2 separate regions of the Homo sapiens genome follow, and region 1 is linked to region 2. A link is an interaction called in ENCODE POLR2A ChIA-PET data of the cell type or tissue named here. Cell type or tissue: GM12878. All regions are shown on one strand. Each heading gives the region's core, and the rest is flanking DNA. Links, peaks and the distances in the headings are about the cores only. Region 1 overlaps KCNK1 (potassium two pore domain channel subfamily K member 1). Region 2 has its middle 17 kb from the start of KCNK1.

Region 1 (9,185 bases), core at 4,190-8,189, 77 kb after region 2:
GCTGGATTTAGGTGCAAGTGTAGATAGCCATGCACAAGGACCTATTTAATATCAACATACATTCTTAAATTTTTGATTTAGTTTAGTGTATTAGTCTGTTTTCACACTGCTGATAAAGACATACCCGAGACTGGACAATTTACAAAAGAAAGAGGTTTAATTGGACTTACAGTTCCATGTGGCTAGGGAAGCCTCACAATCATGGTGGAAGGCAAGGAGGAGGAAGTCACATCTTACATGGATGGCAGCAGGCAAAGAGAGAGAGAATGTGTGCAGGGGAAGTCCTCTTTTTAAAACCATCAGATCTCGTGAGACTTATTCACTATCATGAGAACAGCAGGGGAAAGACTTACCCCCATGATTCAACTACCTCCCACCAGGTCCCTCCAACAACACATGGGAATTCAAGATGAGATTTGGGTGGGGACACAGCCAAACCATAGCATTTAAGACTGCAATTTCTATTATAAACTCTTATTCTATAATAGAAATTGTAAGAGTATTGAGTGCTTAAAATCTTCCGAGCACCCCATGATAAAACAAAAACTTTTCTAAAACATCACTGGCTTTTTGTGAGCCACTGATTATAAAGCAGAGGTGGCAAACCCTCCTTGCATAAAATATCACACTTGGGTAAGTGCAGTATGTTATGTGTCTTTAATAATGCCACATCAGCCCCAAGTATTTTTTTTTTCTCAAAAATTGCAGCCTGTGATTCTAACTAATCCAAGTTCATAGGAGGTTAAATCATTCTTCATTGTCTTTCACTCTTTAATAATGGGTAGTTCCTCTTTGAACCATGAACTTAAAAACACTTCTAAAAATTAAGAAACTGGCAATGAGTTTATTCCTTAACAAACACTGTGTTGGCATGAGGTGGGGAGGTAAATCACTCGCTACTTGATTTATCCATGTTGAGATCACACTAAGACAGTGTCCTGTTTCTCACACAGGTTACCTGCTACTTGGCCTTATTGCCATGTTGGTAGTTCTGGAAACCTTCTGTGAACTCCATGAGCTGAAAAAATTCAGAAAAATGTTCTATGTGAAGAAGGACAAGGACGAGGATCAGGTGCACATCATAGAGCATGACCAACTGTCCTTCTCCTCGATCACAGACCAGGCAGCTGGCATGAAAGAGGACCAGAAGCAAAATGAGCCTTTTGTGGCCACCCAGTCATCTGCCTGCGTGGATGGCCCTGCAAACCATTGAGCGTAGGATTTGTTGCATTATGCTAGAGCACCAGGGTCAGGGTGCAAGGAAGAGGCTTAAGTATGTTCATTTTTATCAGAATGCAAAAGCGAAAATTATGTCACTTTAAGAAATAGCTACTGTTTGCAATGTCTTATTAAAAAACAACAAAAAAAGACAAATGGAACAAAGAAGCTGTGACCCCAGCAGGATGTCTAATATGTGAGGAAATGAGATGTCCACCTAAAATTCATATGTGACAAAATTATCTCGACCTTACATAGGAGGAGAATACTTGAAGCAGTATGCTGCTGTGGTTAGAAGCAGATTTTATACTTTTAACTGGAAACTTTGGGGTTTGCATTTAGATCATTTAGCTGATGGCTAAATAGCAAAATTTATATTTAGAAGCAAAAAAAAAAAGCATAGAGATGTGTTTTATAAATAGGTTTATGTGTACTGGTTTGCATGTACCCACCCAAAATGATTATTTTTGTAGAATCTAAGTTAAACTTACTATTTATAATGCATAGGTAACCATTAACTATGTACATATAAAGTATAAATATGTTTATATTCTGTACATATGGTTTAGGTCACCAGATCCTAGTGTAGTTCTGAAACTAAGACTATAGATATTTTGTTTCTTTTGATTTCTCTTTATACTAAAGAATCCAGAGTTGCTACAATAAAATAAGGGGAATAATAAACTTGAGAGTGAATAACCATAGTATTCTGCTGCAATAAATGTTTCTACCCTCTTGCGATAGAATGGTGTCAGATGTCTAACATGTTTATAAACATTTTTTTGAATTGAACAGGTTATGAAAAGGATTTATTAAAAGGTTAAGATACTTTGTTTTGAAAGTACATTGTGATTTGCAGCCACCTAGCACTAAAGCATAGAACTTAAACACGAATCCCTAAATGAACAGATTATGTTACATTAATCTGAGAATTTTAAATTTAGAAGCTAAAATAAATAAAAATCACAGCTGGTTGTAATCTTATGCTTTCATATATCAGAAGTGTGCCTCTATGTAGAATATATATACATATGTGTGTGTATATACATATATATATGTATGTATATATATACATATGTATATATATATATATGTGTGTATATATATATATATATATACGTATATATATATATATAGTCCTTCATAGAAAACATAAAGGTCACATTTAGATGACGTACACAGGATACTATTATATTAAGGATTTTAGAAAAGAAAATGAGAAAGCCCCTGTGTGATAATGAATGTCCACTGACCCCCGCAATGGAGCCTTACCTCCCATGGGTGGCTGCCCAGGAGTTGGTGGTTGAGGGGCTGGTAAAAATCAGTGCAAAATCAGCGCCCTCTGATGAGCCAGCCAAGCACTTTGATCGCGGGCCAGTCTCCTGACAGTGGGTCACTCGCTCAGTAACCTTCTACCTTCTGTACCATGTGCTGCCATGAGTAAATTATTACCAACTGCAGGGCAAAGGGAAAGCATCCCCTTACCCTTCGGAAGATTTGCTGAAAAATCAACTCACAAAAAGGCAGATTAATGAGAAAAGGCATACACATTTATTAACTACCATGCACACAGAAAGAATTACAGAGTGATTGTCCAATATCTCAATAGGGGTTCACATGCTTAAATATCTTACTGATTAGAGGACAGGGAGATGGAAAAATATAGGTGATTTTAGAGGGATAGTATATGATTTTTAGAGGAATCCAAGTGTGCTGCCCCGTAAGCATATTTCCTCCCTGCTGACCATGTCCCTGCAATAGAAGACTGCTGTCATGAGGCCAGATCATTGGTTAAGGGTAGAATAGAGAATCCTTGGAGAATAGAGGCATGCATCCTGCCATAACTGGATCTGCAACATTTCCGATGGTCACAAGCCTTGGTGTGGAGCAGAGTCCTGAGATGCTCATCAATATAAATCACAGAAGCTGGATTACACTTGGAGAGTGTTATTCTATTTTATGCAATGCAGGAAAAAATAATGGCTAGTTTGCTACAGCTGCTTGGCTCTAACATGAGAGGGAAGTTCAAAGTCCAGAAAATGAGGAAGTACGTGAAGAAAAACTTCTGAATCAGATGTGATTAATAAGTAATAGAGTGTAGTACTTAATTTTAGGAACTCGTTTGAATCCGCAGAGAACACATTAAACCTTAATGCCCTTCAGATTGTTGTTAATGTGAAGGGCAAAGTAGAAAAGTAGGAGCAAGTTTTGCCTCGGCCCCCACCCTAGCAGGCAGGAAAGTAAGGGAGGATGTCTTCCCCAGGGTTTCTTTTTGTCTTTGGCCGATGATGCTGCCCTTTGGTCCCCAGGGAGAAGCGAGCTTGGTCACCCAGGAGGAGCTCTGGGTCAGCCTCTCAGAGAACAGAAATTCGGCTTGCTGCAGGCATGACAAGGAGGTGGAAGATGAACAGTGTAGCTAAGCCAGAACTGACCTTGGGAACCCTTTAGTTGGAGGCGAGAGAGTGGGAAGTTGGAGGTAAAAGTGACTACTAGAGAATTCTGGGTGATGAGTACAAGCTGAACTCACTTGCTTAGCTTGAGCCTTCAAGATTGAGTTCCTAAGATGCCTGCGGAATGCCCTCAGGGTAGAACAGCAGCAGAAAGCCTTATCATTCCAGGACATGGTCCTGTGCGTGAACTTAAATGTGACACGTGTCTGGTAGGGATGTTGATTTCAAAGTAGCAGATACACTCCACGTGAGGAGAGAACACAGAGTATCTCAGAGTGGGAGTTCCTAAGCTCTCAGAAATCCAAGGGAAGAGAGACCAAGGGGTGGGAGTAGTCTCTAAATGAATCATGTAAAAGATTCCCAGGACAGATAAAGTTTAGCCCAGATCACTCCATTTATGACACTGGTTTCTTTCTATAGTAGTCATGCCACCAAGATATTTTGAAAGTATTTGTTCAAAAGTTGAAGAAGACAAGTGGGAGAAAAAAGAAACATTTTCTGAAGACAGAAATTTGGTCTGACTTCAAAAAAAATCGAGTAATGTTTAGATTACTGACATGGGGTCACTTTTTTTTTTACCTGAGAAAAAAATCACACTCATACTTTCTCCAAACCAGCTTTATGGGCCTTTTGGAAAATGAATGAGGAGATATTTACAAATCTGGAGACCTCAAGATAACGGAAATAGGCAATGCAAAACCTTCTTAACTCTTTAAAGTACACTGACCTCTTACTAAAAACAGCTATTTGTTTCAAAGAAGAAAAGTTTTAAATTGGCAGAAGCACATGTTGGAGAATTAGAACAGTATTATCTGTCTCTTATTCAGAATTCAGTGAGAGCAGAGCCTCCTGATTGTCTGGCATAATACATTTATTTTGGTATTTGTTGTTGTTAAAGCCTCCATGCTGGGAAGAGCTGTGATAAATACTGATATCCTCAATTTAGGAAGGCAGTCCCTTTAGGATGTAGTTTCAGCAATGTATATATGGCAAATTTAGAAACAAAAGTTTCTTAGCAACTTATAGTTGAAATTGAAATGAGACAGTATACCATTTACTTTATTTGACTATGCCAAGTAACTTTTTAAATCTGTCTCTGTAGCATGTTTGAGATTTTCCTATTGTGACTTTTTTTTTTATTTTGCAAGGGTCTTACATTGTGGAAATTTGGTGCATCAAAGCCTTTTGTGTGAGGCAAGATGTAAAATTGCTGAAGTCAATTTTCCTAACATCTCTCTTATCTAATATGTACTGTCAGGCAAACTCAGCTTTTTGGAGTGCAGTAAAGGACCCAGAAGTAAATAAAAATGCTTTTTAAAGTATTTTTCATGCCCTGGTAGGAAAGCACATTTAAAAAGAAGTAAGCCCTCTCTTTGCTTCACTCATGGCATACACATACTTACTTTGCACACAGTTCTAACAAAATTATTACTCTGTTTTTCCAACCCACAGAAAATAAAGGAGAGAGTTGTATTAAAAGGCAAATTTAAGACAAATTAATTCAACAGAGTTTATTTGAAATTAAAGGATTCATGAACTGGACAGCATTCAAAGCCTGAAGAGGTTCAGAGAATTTCACTGTAGCAGCAAGAGGTGTGGGGTTTTATAGGCGGAACATGCAAGCAAAGCAAAGCAATTGCTTGATTGGCTACAGCTACGTATTTGTCTTAATTGAATATGATCTACTGGAAAATCCCTGGGCTTGTTGGTGGTTTCTGACTGGTAAAGGTTTTTTGTTTGTTTGTTTAACTGTTTATGTTGAATTGGGCTTGGCTGGATTTGTTCACCTAGGAAACAAAGGGCTCTGAGGCCATCTCAGCCTAATGGCCTCTCAATTATTTTAACAATTGCTACCCAAATTTTGTGTCAACATAAATGACGTTACAATTTGTGGTGACACAATTAAAGAATTTAAAAGTCTCCATATGCAACTTGGCAATAATTACTGTGCAATCACTTAGGCGGCCTTAAAATAGTAAGCAGTCTCTCAGTTTCTGTAAAAGCATCCACAGCACTTGCACCATTCCCTTAGCATCCTGTGGCACTCAGCATCTGCGTAGAACAGTCTGACCACTCTATTTTATACTGAGAAGGAGAAATGGTCACACCCTCTAGAGACATGACCACCTGTCTTACTGAAAGCAATTTTTGACTAAGTCTGGAGCCTCATGGCAGCTAACATGCTGCTCTCAAAGGGGGCGCCACAGTGTACTCAGAGCCACAAACCACACACAGGTGGCCTAGCAAATTTTTACCAATGTGGAAAACCCACATTTTAAGCCAATGACAGAACATACTCGGGTCAGTATGATTACAAAGTATGAATACTTAACTTGCGGAAAAAAAATGGATTTTCATTATTTTCATAATGATTTCACTACTGTGATAAGATTTTCATTATTTTCATAATGAAATGTTATTAACACAATTTTCATGACAACATTAAATGATGTTTACAGACATAAAGTAAGTGAATAGTATTTCCATGCAAAATGGTTAAAATTTGCTTTAAGATGTTTCCTTTTTAAGTGGTAATTCTCTTTGCTTAGAAAATTCCCTCAGGCTAAACATCTTATCTTCCACCATGAAGTAACTTGCTGTCTACATATGAAGATGACACTACTGCTAAAATCTTGCATAAATAAATGTCTATATTATTTATTTTAGGTGAAGAATTTAGCTTAGTTTTGAGAGTCTTTTTCATCCTCTTGGTTTTATTATTTATATAAATGACTGTAAGCCAAAAAGTATCTGACACAGGTTCAATCAATGCAGAAGTTTATTTTGTCAAGGTTAAGGACGTGCCTGTGACACAGCCTCAGGAGGTCCTGATGACATGTGTCCAAGGTGGTTGGGCTGCAGCTTGCTTTTATATGTTTTAGGGAGACATAAGACATCAACCAATACATGTAAGATATACATTCGTTTGGTCTGGAAAGGGAGGACAACTCAAGATGGGCGGGCTCCCAGGTCATAGGTGAATTCAAAGATTTTTCTGATTGGTAATGAGTTGAAAGAGTTTATCTAAAGACCCAGAGTCAATAGGAGGGTGTGTTTGGTTTAAAATAAGGGGTGAAGGAGACCAAGGTTCTTATTTTGCAGATAAAGTCTCCAGGTAGCAGGCTTCCGAGAGAATAGCTTGTAAATGGTTTCCTATTAGACTTAAAAAGGTGCCAGACTTAGTTAATTCTCTCCTAGATCAGAAAAAATACCCAGAAAGAGAAGAGGATTCTCTATAAAATGTAGATTTTCCCCACAAGAGACAGCTTTGCAGGGCCATTTCAAAATATATCAAAGAAATATATTTTGGGGTAAAGTATTTCTATTGCTTTCAGGGCCTGCTGTCATATCAGCATCTTATTGCTACAAAGAGTCTGTTTTGTTAGACTTAAGGTCTCTGTTTGAATGTTCATGCTGGTCAGTTGTGTCTGAATTCCTTCCATGGAGGCATGTCCACCCACTCATTTCCATCACAGCCTGAACTAGTGTTTCAGGTTAACTTTGGAATGCCCTTGGCTGAGAGGAGGGATCCATTTAGTGGTTAGGGGGCTTAGAATTGTATCTTTGGTTTACATTCCATGTGTAATTGCAAACATACATATTTTCACCCACATAACTCAGCATTTAATTTTCGCTTCTAAGCAATGACGAGACACCCCGAGCCCATCGGCCACCAGATATTCAGACCTTCCAGTGAGCTCATGGGTGTTCAAAGACATCAGCCTAGTTGACCCCAAACTCCTGCCTTACTTTGTTCTTGCCCTGCGTAAACATCTTTGGTTTAAATTGCTGCATTCATTTGGGATAAGTGCCCTTTTTGATGTTCTCCCTTGCATAACGAAAGCTTTCCTCTAAGCGGTTGTTACCAACTTAGTACATGGTGTGATGCATTGCAAATTAGGACAGTGTGACCTTAAAAACTGGAACCAAGCCTATTCTCACCCATTCAGCAGTGACCAAGCGAGATTTTAAAGGTCACTGTAATTTATGGCACATGCTAGAGCTGGCAGAACTCTATTAAAAAGTAAAATAATAGATTGCCTTTTTGTCACAGTCTATCATTTTTCCCTCAGATTTTGGGGAACTGAAAAGGAGATCAGGCTGCCCCAGGGACCCCTGTCTTGGGAGAGTGAAGCAGAGCCCAGGGCATGGGCATAGCCAGACATTGACAGCACACATTTCTGTTGGTGACTCCCTCCAAAAGGGGCACTGGCTGGAGAAGGACGACAAGCACAGTGGGTCAATGTGGAAACCTAGCTGTGCCACCTGGAACACTTCTCCGGTCACTATGGAGGGTCTTAAAGAGACTAATCACTGCACTCACATTTGTTTTCTTTCCAGCTGATCATCTGTGTTACTTACGTCTGTAGATTTCAAGGTTCCATGGCTATATCTAAGGTAAAAAGAGGAGAAGTATTTTATGAGTGTTACGCAGAATATCTGGCCGAGTGATTATGAAATAGCTTTTCACCCAAGTTGTAAAATGAGAGCATCCTGTGTATTTATTTCCCTTCATACATAATATGTAAAAAGTCCAGTTGCAAGATGCCACTCAGACCCAGTGAAATCCACTGAGAATGGCAAGACCCCATCTTTACGAACAATATTAAAAATAGCTGGCTGTGGTGGTGCACACTCAGGAGGCTGAGGTGGGAGGACCACTTGAACCCAGAAGGTCAAGTCTACAGTGAGCCGTAATGGTGCCCCTGCACTCTAGCCTGAGCAACAGGGCAAGACTTTGTCTCAAACAACAATAAAATAACCCCATAAATTAAAAAAAATTGACCCAGCATAGTTACATGTACAGGTAGTCCCAACTAATTGGGAGGCTGAGACAGGAAGATCGCGTAAGCCCAGGAATTCAAGGTGGAAATGAGCTATGATCATGCCATTGCACTCCAGCCTGGACAACAAAGCAAGACCCCGTCTCTGAAAAAAAAATAATTAAAACAAACAACCCACTGAGAAGAGATGGATGTGAATATGATTTTCCTGACAATTATACCTGTGAACCAAGGAAAAAGAAAAAGATGCAATCAATGAGGCTAGAGAAAGAATGTAGAGTTCATTGAATAAGTGAACACTTTTTAAGGAACATTCTAAAAAATTCAATTTAAGCTACTACATTCATTTAAAAGCCTGGGCTTATTAAATTTTTTTAATTCTAAGCAATGACTAAAAATCAGTATTCTGAGACAACTATAAATAACAGTGAATCATTATCTTTATGGGTAAATAGAATCTCTGTGCAAACAATTCAATGTAATATTACACCATTTGCACACTTAAGTTATGGGCTGTCGCTCCCAGTTCCTTTGCATGTGGCTATATATTTCCAGACCTCTCAGATCAGCCATGGAGCCCCTAGTCAGCTGGTGGAGGCCGTGAAGGGGTCCGCGTTAAGCGCTATACCCCCATCTGTTCTACGACAATGGAATTAAATGGTTTCTAAAGGGAGCTTAGTTCTTCTGGAAACAGGTAAATCTAAGCGTTGTCTAAAAGTGTTAGAGCTCAAGT
Region 2 (7,303 bases), core at 3,304-7,303:
ATTTGCATTTTCTTGATGACTAATGATATTGAACATTTTTTCTGTGCTTATTGGCTATCTGTACATCTTCTTTTGTGAAATGTCTGCTACAATCATTTGGATGTTTTTATTGGGTTGTTATTTTATTATTGATTCGTGGGATTTCTTTACGTATTTAGATGTCGGTTCTTTGCCAGATATTACATCTTGTGAACATTTTACCCTTATCGATAGCTTGCCTAGCTTCTTAACAGTGGTAGCTTTCATAGTTTCTTACACAGTGGCTTTTGATGAACAAAAGTTTTAATTTTTATGAAGTATAATTTTAAATTTTTTTAGTTTTTACTTTTATTTTATGGTTATTGCTTTCTATGACCTAGGAAACTTTTGTCTATCCCTGAATGTATTATCTAGATTCTCCAGAGAAACAGAACAAATAGGGTGTGTGTGTGCGTATATGTGCACGTGTGTGTATGCGTGCGTGTGTGTATATATATATGTTGTTTAATTTGTTTCTAAGTACTTCATTCTTGTTGGTTCTAATGTAAATGGTACTGTGTTTATAAATAAATCTCTCTTAGTCAGAATTCATTTACTCTTTCATTCATTCATTCATTCATGAAATGCAACAGACACGTTACGACTTCTTACCTCTCTTTCTATGCTTTGGTGGGACACATTTTATGTGTGTGTATATATATATTGTGTATATATATACATAATACATATACATATATATTATGTATATATACACATAAATACATATGCATATATATTATGTATATATACATAAATACATATGCATATACATTATGTATATATACATAAATACATATGCATATACATTATGTATATATACATAAATACATATGCATATACATTATGTATATATACATAAATACATATGCATATACATTATGTATATATACATAAATACATATGCATATACATTATGTATATATACATAAATACATATGCATATACATTATGTATATATACATAAATACATATGCATATATTATATACATAAATTATATTATATACATAATACATATACATATATTATGTGTATATATACATAAATACATATACATATATTATGTGTATATATACATGATACATATACATATATTATGTATATATATACATAAATACATACATATATTATGTGTATATATACATAAATACCTATACATATATATTATGTGTGTGTATATATATACACACACATATAGAGGGAGAAAGAGAGAGATTTTAAGGGATTGGCTTTCAAGATTGTAGAGGTTGGCAAGTACAAAAATCTGCAGGGTAGACCAGCAGGCTGGAGACCCAAGGAAGGGTTGATGCAGCTCAAGTCCAATGGTAGAATTATTTCTTCTTCAGCGGACCTCAATCTTTTATTCTAAAGGCCTTTAACTGATCTTTAACTGATTGAATGAGGTCTACCACATTATGGAGGGTATCTGCTTTACTCAAAGTCTACTGCTTTAAATCTTAACCTCATCTCAAAATACCTTCACAACAACATCTAGACTAGTGTTTGACCAAATATCTGGGTAAGATACTGTGGCCTAGCCAAGTGGATCCATACAATTAAAGATCACAGCAAGTAATGAAGAGACTCTCCTCTTTTCCTTTGAAAGCATTATGATTTTAGCTTTTATATTTAGGCATATCATCTACCTCAAATCTATTTTTGTATATGGTGAGAGATAGAGGTTGAGTTTCTTTTTTTTTTTTGAAATAGAGTCTTGCTCTGTCGCCCAGGCTGGAGTGCAGTGGCGTGATCTCACCAGTCTCCTGCCTCAGCCTCCCGAGTAGCTGGGACGACAGGTGCCTGCCACCATGCCCAGCTAATTTTTTTGTATTTTTAGTAGAGCGGGGTTTCACCGTGTTAGCCAGGAGGGTATTGATCTGCTGACCTCGTGATCCACCCACCTCAGCCTCCCAAAGTATTGGGATTACAGGCGTGAGCCACCGCACCCGGACTGAGCTTCATTTTTAAAAATATGGATATTGGCCGGGCGCTGCGGCTCACACCTGTAATCCCAGCACTTTGGGAGGCCGTGGTGGGGGGATCACGAGGTCAGGAGTTTGAGACCAGCCTGGCCAACATGTTGAAACCTCGCCTCTACTAAAAATACAAAAAATTAGTCAGGCATGGTGGCACGCACCTGTAATCCCAGCTACTCAGGAGGCTGAGTCAGGAGAGTCGCTTGAACCTGGGAGGGGAGGCGGAGGTTGCAGTGAGCTGAGATCATGCCTCTGCACTCCAGCCTGGGTGATAGAGCAAGACTCTGCCTCAAAAAAAAAAAAAAAAGGATATCTAGATATTTCAGTACCATTTGTTTAGTAGTACTTTATTTTTCCATTGGATTGCTTTGGCTCCTTTGTCAAAAAGCTAATAACTGTATACACTTATATACAATCTTTAATGTAGCTGAAATATATTTGTGCTCCTTAATCAGTTCTGTATTCATGTGTCTTCTGTTTTATTTTGCATTTTCAAAATTTATTTATTTCAAAGACAAGGTCTTGCTTTGTTTCCCAGGCTGGTCTTGAACTCCTGGCCTCAAGTGAACCTCCCTCCTAAGCCTCCCAAAGTGCTGGGGTGACAGGTGCAACCCACATGCCTGGCTTCTCTTGTGTTTTAGAAGCTTTCTATAATGAACTTTTGTGGGGAGGGTGGAATGCAGGCTAAAACTTGGAAACTGAGCAGATATTAGTAAGCTTCTTATTTATGACTGTATCTTTAATGAAAATTTGTATAGGATTCAAAGAAATATTTAATCAATTTGAAATGGACAGCAAGAGGACAACAATAAAAAACAGACTGAATTTAGTAAATTGCCTGGCTGAATTTCAACTCAGTTTGGTAGTGACCTAGCTGTCATTTCTTTCTTTTTCACTGTTTATATTTCTATCAGATTTCCACAACAGGACGTTTACACATAATAACCATGGGTTGTCTAAATCCAGTTCCTATATAACATTTATTTAAAAATTTCTGTGGACTTGACAAATTCAGACAGGAGTTTATAGATAATAGTGATATGACTATTATTGCAGAATGAATTAAAATCATGTTTAGGACAAATGCACTTTAATGCAATAGATTGTGGTTGGTTGGCATTAAATATTTAGTAGAAGAATTCTGCTTAATATTAGTGTAATTAAAGGACACTGATGTAGGTAGGTATGCATATATATACATATCTAAGTTATATAAAGGACTTTATTAACGCTTAATACAGGATATTTGTACATACATAAATATGCTATTATCTTATATGAAAAACTACAAATCCTATTGGTTGTATTTCTGTTTATTGTTAATGTTTCTAAAACATTTGGAGAAAATGATATTACTCTTATAATGCATTCTTTGTAAGCTTCTCATGACAGAGATGTTGTAATCTCTGTCAGTTGGTTGATTATAAAGCACAACCCATGTAAATATCTGTACTAGATGAGTTTGTTGATCATGGGCTGATGAGATTTTGACTTCAGGTCTCCTGTCTTCCTTTCCTCATATCATCATTTAAATTCTTTAAAAGAAAATCGTCAATCGATTGTCAAAAGTGGAATGCCAAAATCTGCTGGAAATCTTGAATGTACACTATTCTGGGGTGAAGAATGGAGATATATATATATACAGATAGAAAGATATAAAACCACTGTTAGGAACACTATAACACGCATTGAGGTGATGCATATTGGCCAAATAATCATGCTTTCATGTGAATTATCTCTGTTAACTTTATAGAAAAATACAGATGTGAGGACGATTGTTATTGTCACTTCAGCTGTGAAAAAAATGACAAATCATACTGACAATTTAGACTAATGTTCAAGGTAGGTGGTTAGTAAAATGGGAAGGTGATTCCCTGCTTCTGATGAAGAAGCCCAATTATCTGGGCAAAGATACTTGCAACTGTAATCTTGCAAGTGAAAATTTTACACGTATAAACTCAGCATCAAAGTTTCCATGGTGATATTTCATCAGTCTCCTGATGCATAACACATGTTTAATCATTTTTTTTTGTTATGTGAATCAGCTAACCACAGTATATATTTATAGCATTTCAGATTATGTAAAGAAATCCCTCAAGCTGGGTATGATATGATGCTGGGGTGGTGGTGGTGGGAGGAGAAGAGTATTTTATTCTTGTTCCCCTTAACTCTATAAAAAGTAACTAAAGGAGAGGACAGAGTTTGCATTGTTTATTTAACACTTAAATGACTATGGCTGATGAATAAATATAAAGCAATAATGTGTTAGTTGATTATAGCTGGATTTAAGAATTTCTTGGGCAGGTTTTTAGGTCTCTTAATTGTTTTCTCCCTTCTCTCTGGATGACAGGTTTCCTCTAGGAAATGAGCTGTGGAGTGTGATCTAGATGTGGAGAGGAATGTCAGCCAAAGGATCAAGAGTCCAGGTGCAGGCTGGGCACGTTGGCTCACACCTGTAATCCCAGCACTTTGGAAGGCCGAGGCAGGCATATCACCTGAGGTCAGGAGTTCGAGACCAGCCTGGCCAACATGGTGAAACCCCCGTCTCTACTAAAAATACAAAAGTTAGCCGGGCATGGTGATGCACCTGTAATACTAGCTCCTGAGGAGGCTTAGGCAGGAGAATTGCTTGAACCTAGGAGGCTGAGGTTGCAGTGAGCCTAGATCATGCCATTGCACTCCAGCCTGGGAGACAAGAGAGAAACTCCATCTCAAAAAAAAAAAAGAGTCCAGGTGCAGATCTTTGATGTGTGTTTGTATGAGCCTTACAGATTACCTATCTTGAAAAAAGAATAAAAAATTGAGAAGGAGAACTGAAGATATTTTTCAGGTAGCATAGAGGAGTGAGTATCAAAGAATGAGCTTTAACTGTCTTATATTTTAGATAAACATTACTTTGAACCATGTAATTGCAGGTAGACCATCATCCTACCTACAAAAACAACAATATCATGAGTCAGGTGAATACTGTAAAATACAAAATACTTACTAAAAAGCCCAATAAAGATTTGGGGTCATTACAAGTTGATCACAATGTATATGCTGCATCCCTAATTGACATCTGTTTTGCTTTAAGGGATGAACACTTTGGGTATTTTTACTTCTTATAATTCTGGCCAAGTATGTTTAGATAAGATTGAAAACAACCATGAAAACCTTCCTTCTTCCCAGATCTCCAAACATGTTAAGTGCCAAGTTCATTCTAAGAGTTGCTCATTCAGGAAGTTTCTGACTTTTTAAAATCTGGATTGAAAAGGCAGTTACTCTCTCAGAATGATAAAAATCTTAGAAGCACTGGCTGAGGCCCATCAACTCCTATTTTTCAGAGACAACTGTCACCTTAAACAGATTTTAAACGTACTCATTGTTTCCAGCGCAGCCACCACACTTTATCATTCTCGTGATTGATTATCTGTCGCTGTCATCTGCATTCATGTGGTTTTCAGAAAAGAACAAATATATTTCTCAGTGATTTAAAAGTCCTTGAGAGATGACAAAGTAATAGTAACAGGAAGCTATTATTACTAAACTCTTAGGTTTCATTTTTAAATATATCACACAACGGCATCATAATCGTTTTGCATGTTTCAGAGTAACTCTGTCAGTATGTGCTGTGACTTTGCAGTTCAAAGGACAGGCCCTTCGTGACAACCAAAGAGCATTGAACTAAAGATGCCCTTGAAAAACGATTTCCCAAAGTCTGAGTTTACTCATCTGTGGAAATTGAATAATGCTGCCTGGCCTGCTTAGTTATTGTAATGAAATTACAATAATGAATTTGTCTAATGAATTATTTCATGGAAATGATCTACAAACTTTAAAGCATGAAATAAAAGTGAAGTCATTTAAGAAAAAAGGCAAAGAGAAAAGTGAAAGTATTTAAAAGAAAAATAAGTGCTCTGAAATTAAGTGACTGGGACATCTAGAATGAAAATTTCTAGTGTGCAGCCTGCATTAAGGGAATAGTAACAAAGACCAGCCAAGGTTGGTGTTTGGTTTACGGTGACATTATTCCTGAAGTTGAAAATGACCCTGTTCTTGCATCCAGTGGGGCCTGGGGGAAGACTAGGTGAGGGGGTAGAGGACACCGGATGGGTTAGCAGAAGACACTGCCTGCTAGCCAGGTGGACCGTGGCCAGGGCCACTCAACCTTGAGCCTCAGCTGCACTTCATTCAAGCTACCACAGTTGACTTTGAAACCTCGAGACCAGTTCATTCTGTGCGGCAGCATTTCTCTGTCTTGCTCACCTTGCAAAATGTAAACTCTCCATGTATCCTTCCTCTCCTCTGCTCCCACCTGCAGTTTCTTCTGGGCTTCCTGTAACTAGAGTTCCCATGGCTCCTCTCCTATGAAAAGTTTTCCATGTACCCTCTGGGACCCTTTAGTCAAATCCATTTCACCTACTTCTGCACCTACGCCTACACAGAATACCTTCTACCTCTTTGCCTTCCTGAAGCTCGGTTGTCCTGGAATAGTCCTGGCATCCCTTGGAGGAGGATGCTAATTTGACTACCCCTCAGGGCTGCAGATGGGATTCGCATCCTTCTAAAGTCCCTGAATCAATTTTCAAACAATTGCCCTTCCTTTCTTCAGTAAAAGGACCCTCAATTGGCCAGGCACTTCTGACCGCAGTATTTCTTCTTTCAGCCACTGTCTCTATCATCCACTAACCTCCCACTCATTCTTGAGACCCTGAAGATTTCTGCTCTTGCCATGTTGGCTTCCTCTCTCCCGGTCCAGGCTTCGTCATGCATCTTCAACGTGGATAAACAGAACACTAGACTTGCAGCCCCTCTAGTGACTTTCTTCCCTCCACTTTGGCAATAGCTAACTGCTAGAGATGGCCATAACCCAGGACTCACCCCTCTCTTCTGAACTAAGTCTTCTCCCCTACGACTACAGCTTCCTCTCTTTTCATCTTTCATTCCCATCTGCCAACTATAACCAGTCTCCCACCACATGGAATCCAGCAGCTGTGTAATTCTTCCATTTCCTTCTGATTTATTAGCTCTTCACTGCCTTTATTTCCTTCTCTATGCAGTGTAGACACTGTGGTCCATTATTTTAACTAATCTCCTTTTAAAGAGGCCTTTCAATTCACTAGTTCCTTTACTCTTCCCCTCACCTAGCAAATCTCTATCTTCATGTCACTCAAAGAACTGACATCTGCTGCAGAAAATGGCAAAACTGGGCTGAGCACGGTGGCTCACGCCTGTAATCCCAGCACTTTGGGAGGCTGAGGCAGGCAGATCACGAGGTCATGAGTTTGAGACCAGCCTGGCCAATATGGTGAAACCTCGTATCTACTAA

The links. Peaks named below come from ENCODE experiments on the same cell type or tissue, not always from the same donor. Only the 100,000 strongest peaks of a DNase experiment are listed, where the experiment ranks them.
Region 1: POLR2A ChIA-PET joins it to region 2 with 11 read pairs; 2 of 35 experiments call an interaction of 5 or more read pairs at or near these places.

Annotation. Positions count from the first base shown.
Region 1 is chr1:233,670,318-233,679,502 of GRCh38, forward strand. It overlaps KCNK1 (potassium two pore domain channel subfamily K member 1), which reads left to right. Exons shown (of 3, transcript NM_002245.4): 3 at 954-2,197. The coding sequence ends at 1,213. Among named protein-coding and RNA genes, the nearest start is that of MIR4427, 51 kb to the left of the region's middle. RefSeq lists enhancers at 7,146-7,768, 8,917-9,185. In GM12878, for the core only: a CTCF peak has its summit at 5,891; a DNase peak (open chromatin) is centred at 5,764; H3K4me3 peaks cover 457 bases; H3K27ac peaks cover 1,080 bases.
Region 2 is chr1:233,593,730-233,601,032 of GRCh38, forward strand. No RefSeq gene overlaps it. Among named protein-coding and RNA genes, the nearest start is that of KCNK1, 17 kb to the right of the region's middle. In GM12878, for the core only: no CTCF peak of the experiment used is centred there; DNase peaks (open chromatin) are centred at 3,845, 5,512 and 6,177; H3K4me3 peaks cover 1,414 bases; H3K27ac peaks cover 2,976 bases.